Linked DNA regions of Homo sapiens: all the other regions are linked to region 2. The links are chromatin loops, found by intact Hi-C in ENCODE. Cell type or tissue: heart left ventricle. All regions are shown on one strand.

Evidence for each region. Peaks named below come from ENCODE experiments on the same cell type or tissue, not always from the same donor. Only the 100,000 strongest peaks of a DNase experiment are listed, where the experiment ranks them.
Region 1: a loop joins it to region 2, with 4 times the contacts of the local background. A loop is called at or near these places in 3 of 110 quality-filtered maps.
Region 3: it touches region 2 in a loop (4-fold over the local background); 9 of 110 quality-filtered maps call a loop at or near these places.

Annotation. Positions count from the first base shown.
Region 1 is chr9:99,477,863-99,480,362 of GRCh38, reverse strand. No RefSeq gene overlaps it. Among named protein-coding and RNA genes, the nearest start is that of NAMA, 100 kb to the right of the region's middle. In heart left ventricle, no CTCF peak of the experiment used is centred here; a DNase peak (open chromatin) is centred at 1,542.
Region 2 is chr9:99,355,398-99,357,897 of GRCh38, reverse strand. NAMA (non-protein coding RNA, associated with MAP kinase pathway and growth arrest) reads left to right here. Exons shown (of 6, transcript NR_102271.1): 6 at 2,296-2,500. Among named protein-coding and RNA genes, the nearest start is that of NAMA, 19 kb to the left of the region's middle. In heart left ventricle, no CTCF peak of the experiment used is centred here; DNase peaks (open chromatin) are centred at 108 and 1,154; H3K27ac peaks cover 1,637 bases.
Region 3 is chr9:99,564,332-99,566,831 of GRCh38, reverse strand. No RefSeq gene overlaps it. Among named protein-coding and RNA genes, the nearest start is that of NAMA, 190 kb to the right of the region's middle. In heart left ventricle, no CTCF peak of the experiment used is centred here; a DNase peak (open chromatin) is centred at 1,421.

The DNA of each region.
Region 1 (2,500 bases), 120 kb before region 2:
GTGGCATTCTTACAGCAACTGCTCTTTCCCTTTTGTGGGTCAGAAATGCTTCAGATAATCAGGCAAAACCTATAGTCTTTCTACTCAGAAAACTACCAGAATATTTATCCATGCAATTTTACATTCCATTTCTGTGGGACACTGTGAAGTCTGAGGACTTGCAAACTCAGTGGGAACTGTTTCCATTCAGAGCCTCTCCCTACTTCTCCCTGACTCGTAAATGCCCCTAAATGCCATAAATTATCCTCAAGGACCTGTAGTTGCCTGAGCCTTTCCCTCTATTCACAGAATAGCTGCAGAGACTCTGGATTCACCCAGAGTCTCTGGCTTTCACCCACCGTTAACAAAACCAATGGACTCATCAATTTTGTTCTGGGCCGAAGGGGCAGCTTTGAGGAGTTGACTCTGGCCATTACCAGTGACTCTCTGCAGTTTCTTAGAAGAGAAAGAGCACTAGGCTTGAAGGAGGAAGAGCTGGGTTAGGTTTCATCTCCACTTCTTATTCATGACATGACCTTGAGTAAGCCACTCCACAATTCTGAGCCTCCACTTGTCAAAAAATTAATAATTCTTCCCATATCTTCCTTATAGAGTATAAATCTAATGAGTTAACAGCTGTGAAAGTGCTTCACAAAGTGAAAAAATGTGACACAAATAAGAGGGTTTATAAATAAAAAGTAAAGCAACTAATATGGAGAATTTACTACCTGGTAGCCATTGCACTAAGTGCTTTGTCTTTATCATTTTGTTCCCGCAACAACTCTAAGAGGTCATTATTCATTATTTTACCCAAGAAAAAAAGTGAGGCTCAGAGTGGTTAGGTGACTTGCCCAAGACTACAGAGCCAGTAAGTAGTGAAGCTGGGATTCACGAAGGATAAAATATCGGCTGCACTAGGGCAGCTGTGTTTGGGGGACATAAAGATAAAGGGTACAGGGAGGAAGCTCATTCTCAGAGTGCCTGTTAGCCTACCAGATACTTCACCAAGTAGCTTCAGAAGAATGCTGAGAAGTTGGTTACATGGGTTACACTGGCAGAGGACATGAAACAGTGACTGGTACATAATACGCCTCCAGTAGATGTTAGGTATTAGAATTACGTTACTGTTGCAATACTCATTGTACAATGAGAAAACCAAGGCTCAGAAAAGTTAAGTGACCTGCTAAAGAATACATAGACAGTAAATAGCAGAGCTGGGCTTGGTATTCAGGTGTCTGAGGCCCCTGAGTTCACATACTTTTCCCTGCCACACACTGCCTCCTGCACATAAAATGCTAGTGTGTTGTTTTTTCCAGATCCTCTACCCTTCCACAACATTCCATGGCCTTGAAGTGCCAAGGTTTGTGGCCTCCCAGACCTCTGGCTTTTAGTATTGCCTCCTACCCCTTTGGATTCACTATGCAGAACTGCCGTGTTTGAGAATTGGTACCATCCCAATTAGACATTTATTGGCCAGATTCTGTGTCTGTCAACATGCCAGCTGATAGGCTCACAGCCACAAGCCTCCAGCCCTGGGGACTGTCTGGTTCGAGCGGTGAGTCCTGTTAGTGGCTGGCTGGCCCCACCGCCAAGCCCGGAAGGCTGGAGGGGAGGGTTCGGGGGGATCGCCAGATGACGGAAAGGAGACAGTGAGTCTGCACAGGGCCAAGCGAGGCTTTCTCTCCAGCTCTGGTTTTGTTTATGCATCATTTAGACCCCAATGACTTCCCAAAATAATTTGACATGGCTAATGGCTTAGGTTTGTCTAGTGTTTCAGTTTACAGAGCACGGCAATTTAGTGATCTGATTTGAATCATGAAAACATCTCTAGAGATGGGTGGTATAGTTTCCATTTTACAGATGAAGAACACTGAGGTAGTGGTGGCAAAAATAATTTACTCAAGATTATGTGGTGCATAACAGTCGAGGCTGCTAAGACTCACATTCAGGGCTTCACTCTAAAGTTGCTGTATTTCTGCCATGCCATGTTGCTTTCTAATGAAATATACATTGGAGTTTAGAGCGAATAAAGAGAAGGTGTTTGAAAGAAGTCAGAAGGGCTATGCCAAGGCTGGGGCCAGTGTAGGGGCCAGCTGGACTGAGAAATGTGAGTCCTGCCCCTAGGACTCCTGCCTGGGATACTGGATCCTAGTAGATTGTCCATGCGCTACTCCATGGGCCTCTGAAGGCTACTGAGCAGGCCCTTCTTTGCAAATATTCTCTAAGCATATAGCTTGTTAAATGGTCTTGTGGACAGCTTCCCCAGTGTCTTATTGGTGTGGGAAACCTCAGGAGCCATCCAGGAATCCCCAAAGGTTGCTCTTACTTTTTGTTCTTCTCTAGCTCAGCATGAACTCTGAGCTGCCTTGCCCTCTGCTCCTGCCTGGCCTTGTTTCTGACCATTCTGTTTTACCCAAGTTGCAGCTGGGAAGGGAGCCTTAGAAATCATTAGTTTTAATCCTTTCTCTATGACAGATGGGGAAACTGAGGATTAGCGAGATGACAGCATGTTTCCTATGCC
Region 2 (2,500 bases):
GACACCAGCTTAGGAGTCATGTTCCAGGTCTGTGAGATTTCAGTTCAGCTAAATAAAGCTCTTGGCCCGCTGTGGGTGGTGAGGTGGGGCTGCTGGTGGAACCCTCGGGGTTTTCCTCTCATTGCTGAGGGGAAGGAGGCTCCAGGGCTTTCAGAGGCTTGCCAGGCCCATTCTTACCCTGGCAGCCGTTTAGACTAGCCTGACTCAGAGTCCCATGCACTTCTAACCTCTTAGACTTGGGACTTTGAGCCCCAGCCTGCCTGGAGTTCTCTCTTATGGAGTGGGGATAATTTCAGGATCCTCGCCACATCCCTTCAGCAGGAAGGACCTGCCCTATGCAGTTTGGGGACACAGAGAGATAGAGTGAGCTGATGGCACAAGTAAAAAAAAAATTTATATATATATAAATTTTATATTATATATATATCAATTGTTATTATATTTTATATATTATATTATATATTAATTTTATTAATAAATTTTATTATATATATTATATATTAATTTTATTAATATTTATTAATAAAATAAAATATTATATATATAGATTGAACCCTGGAAACTCTAAGGAAGGAAGAAAATGGAACATGGAGGAATCACTCTGGGCCTCGGTTTTCCACTGGGAAATGTGGCTGTTATGAGATTACCATATGAATAAGCATGTAGAAAATGCTGGAATGGGGGCTGGTTTTGTGTTCTGGTTTTGGTGACGCTTTGGGACATGGAGACCGGCTGCATAGCTGGCTCCCTGGCCTCCTGCTCCAATTCCAGTGCCCCACTTTCTTACTCTCTTACTCTCTTGGCCACCACAGCCCAGACATAGCAGGGGCAGGATAGATTTTTTCGTATGTGTGTCCGAAGCCTGATTTCTGCATTGGCAAAGCTATTGTGGTCATGTGATGAGGATCAGCTTGTGATTCACAAATGTATTTTGTATTTCTAGCTTGGATCCTAAAAACACTTCCCTCTTCCCTCCCACCTCCCTCTCCTCTGCCCACAACATGAAGGCTCCCACAGAGATGTCATGTGAAGGCTTCTCAGGCTGAGCCAAGGGAAGAGCCAGTGGCCAGCTCTGCCCTGTGACACACACAGCCTCCAGGAGTCACATGGTCTCCAGCTACCACCACCTGCCCTCTGTCCCCGGCCTGCTGCCCTCTCCCTGGCAGGCTTCCTGAGCTGATGCTTCCCTCCAGACTGCAGCGTAGCAGACAGTGAGACTGACGGACAGAGGGTACAGGGCCAACAGGCTTGGACAGTTCTGTTCCCAGCTGACCTTGGGGTGGGAATCCAACCGGGAAGCTCCTGGACACTACATGGTGTGCCCTGCAGGAGATGAGGTGCCTTACTGACCCGATCCAGAGGTAGACAGAGCTATTGGCAGCTGCTTCCCCACAACCAGCCCCAGCTCCACGAGCATGAGCCACAGGTGCTGAAATAAGGCAATGCAGGGAGCCAATGGCAGCATCCAGTGTCCCTCATGGAAAGGCTGGAAGCAGGACATTGCCAGGCCTTGGGGAGAGGGAAGAGGACAAATACAGGAGGAGTCATCTGTGTACATATTCACAAAAAAGAAAAACAAATCAGGGATTCTCAATCAGGAGCTATTTTGCCACCCAGGGGACTTCTGGTAATGTTTGAAGACGTTGTTGGTTGTGGAAACTGGGGAAGTGCTACCAGAATCTAGTGAATAGAGGCTAAGGATGCTGTTGCTGAACAGCCTCTGATGCACAGAACAGCCCCCACCCCCAACAAAGAATAATCCAGCCTCAAATGATAGTGTTGCTGTTGAGAAACCCCGATCTAGAGAGAAAGCAGCTTTGCTAGGGAAGATTTGAGCAGGGCCCCATGAATAAACCCACCAGAGTGAGCTGCAGCTGTGAGTTCCAGGCTTGGAACCTTCCGTGCCTGTTTAGTGCCCTCAAATTTGAGCCCATACCCTTCGGCACACACACTAAGACTTCCTTCCATGATCAAGCCCTGGCTTACCCTTCAGCCTCATCTCCCACTGAGTTTTGGTCACACCAGACCATCAACATCCCAGATACTCCAAAGTCCTTGCCCTTGAGGAAGGAGATTCCATACCCTGTCTGGAATGCTCTCCTTCCACTTCTGTCTGACAGATACTCACTCCCCATTCCCTGTTCTGCATCCAGCTGTGGCATATTTGAGAAGCCTTCTTTCATTGCTATCCTGCATCTTCCTTGTTCCTGGGGTAGCACACAGCCTCTCTTTCATAGAACATCACACAAGACAGCTGCTGGGATGGCTGACTTGTGTATCTGTCTCTCCCACCAGACTGTGGGTTCTCTCAACAGGGTGAACATGAAAAATAGAAGCCTCCAGTTTCTCCTGATAGTGTATAGATGGGCAGATCTGGCCTCAATGGCAGAAGATACTTGGGGAACTGGAGAAAGTACAGAAGGTGATGTGAAATCAATTGGGTCATCAAAAGAAGACGGGTGTACCACAATTTGTTCCTCCACCTGCTGCCCATGAACAT
Region 3 (2,500 bases), 210 kb before region 2:
TTCTACCACAGCCACTCCAGCTTTTGCTTCAATCTCCAGCCCCAACTCCTACCACTCTCCCTCTGCTCACCATCTTTCAGCCTCCTGGGACTTCTTTATGTTCTTCCAACTGCCAAGTTTATTTCTATCTTCTGAATCTTCTCTTTTCTTTGTCTAGAATGCTTAGTTCTTGGCACAGCCAATTTCCTTCTTGTCTCAGGCCTTGGTTCAAATGACACTTACCATGTAAGCTATCACCCCACTCAAGTCACTTTCTACCCCACAACCACTACTACCCTCTTTTGGTTTCTTTCTGTTACAATTACTTATCAGAAATAAGATATGTTGGTTTGTTTAACATCTTCTCCTCCCTCTAGATAAAAGCAGGTATTTCCTGCCTTGATTACTGTGGCACTTGCCACAGCAATCAAGAAAAGTACCTGGAAAAGTACCCAGCACCTAATAGTAACTGAATATATATGTGTAGAATGAATAAGTGTATGCTTTGGGAAAATTGCTTTGATGGCAATTTAGGAAACAGACTAGGAGAGAAGAATTCTATGCTTTCAAATGTTCTCTCTGACTAGAGTTGCAGTATAGATTGGCCTCTTGGAACACCAGACCTTGTAGGATGTTTGATGAGGTGAAGAATCCAGGATGAGCATAGCTGAGAAGTGACTTAGGAGATTTTTTTCACTGATACCAACAGGTGGGCTTCTTTTCCTGTGCTGATGCCAGAGTAGTTAAAATGTGGCCAAAATAGAGTTCTGTATTTGGATTGCTGACACTACAAGTGTGTGAAAGTGGAATTAGATACTTTTCCTGTGGTGGCTCCTGACCCTCAAATCATGGACAATCACAGAGGGGACAGTCATGTTCTGAGAGCACCATCTGGCAAGGAAGGAGTGAGGGGAATTAGCCAGTGTTGGGGTGGCTTTGCTTCCCTAGTCAGAGGTCCTTTTGGCTGGCCTAGTGGTGGATAATGTGGGGACAATTCTTTTCTTTCCATCTCTTCATTATTGCACAAAAGAGCACACAGATCTTCACAGAAAAGAGGTTAGCCAGGCTCCGTAACTCGAGGATTCTTCTTTCTCTCTTTATCCCAGAGCCCGAGTTCTCTTCCATGCTTTTCAAAGCATGGAAATAGAAAGGATGCTTAGAAAAGTAGATAAAAAGAAAACAGAATAGAAATCTCCTGCACCTGCCAACTTCTTCCCCTGAGTTCTATGTTATGCAGAATTTTTATTCAGTGAAAATATTTTTTTTTTCAGGACAAATAAACATCCACTCCAGTGGCAATTATCCCCTCTCCTTTTTTAGACTTTACGGAGTGATTTGAATTCTTAGGGTTTTCTTTCATTGTGCAGACTGAGAAATTGTAAACCTCACAATCGAGAGAGCTGCATGATCCGAACGAGTAGGCAAACCAGGCTCGGGGAGCTGGCACGGTCCCCACGGATCCACGTGGAAGCTGAGCCTTGCCAGTCTGCATGGACATTCCCCTCTCTAAAAGCCATAAGACATTCTGCTTGGAAGCACTACATAGTAGAAAAATGTGGATATAGAAGTCAGGAAACCTGGAATGTGGTTCTCACTAGCTAGGTGAACTTGGGCAATCTATTTAGGTTTTCTGAGCCAAGCTTTTTCTATCATAAAATGGGGGTAATAATACATCCCTCCCCTAAGTACAATGTTGTTTTGAGAATTAAGTGTACTTGTGAAAGTGCTTAGGAAACTGTGAAGACCTCTGGATATCTTAGTCACTATTTTTTAGTTTGTCAAATCAAACTCTTAATCTAGAATGGATAAATCTATTCACAGTGAATGTTCACTCATTAGACAGACTGATGGATAATGACTTGGGATTCTGGATTCAGACCAGGAGACAGAAATAAACCCACTCTTGATGATGTTTTAGAGCCTCTCTAATTTAATATGACTTAATCTGCACATTTATAGTATAGAACTTGAGTATTAGATAGGGCTAAAAATGTAGCTGTTGGGATTTAGTGAGAAAAGCTGGTTTTATCCACTCAACATTTACTCAATACGTTTTCTGGGTGCAGGTAGTGTTTATATCAGCACTTGGCACTTGTTAAGTACTCAGTAAATTCCTACTACTACTACTACTATTATTATTATTGCTATTTTCCATGCCTTGGGCTGGGCTTTGGGGTTGTAAATATGCAAACCATGGTCTCTCTCCTCTAGGAGCTCTGAGTCTAGTCAAGGAGGTAGATTTGTAAGCTGACAACAGAAAAATGAAACAAGTGGGGACAGTCAGAAACTGTCTTGAGTTAGCCTGTTTGAGTTTTACTCTGCTATTTATTAGCTAGGTGACTTAACCTTTCAAGCTTCATTTCCCTCATGTGTAAAATGGAAGAATAATTACATTGATTCTAAGGAATTACTTGATGAGTGAAATTAGATAATAATTCAGTCATTTATTTATCAAATACTCATTGAATGTTGTTGTTGGCAGACACAGATAATACATTTCCCAGAGATGTCCATGTCGTAA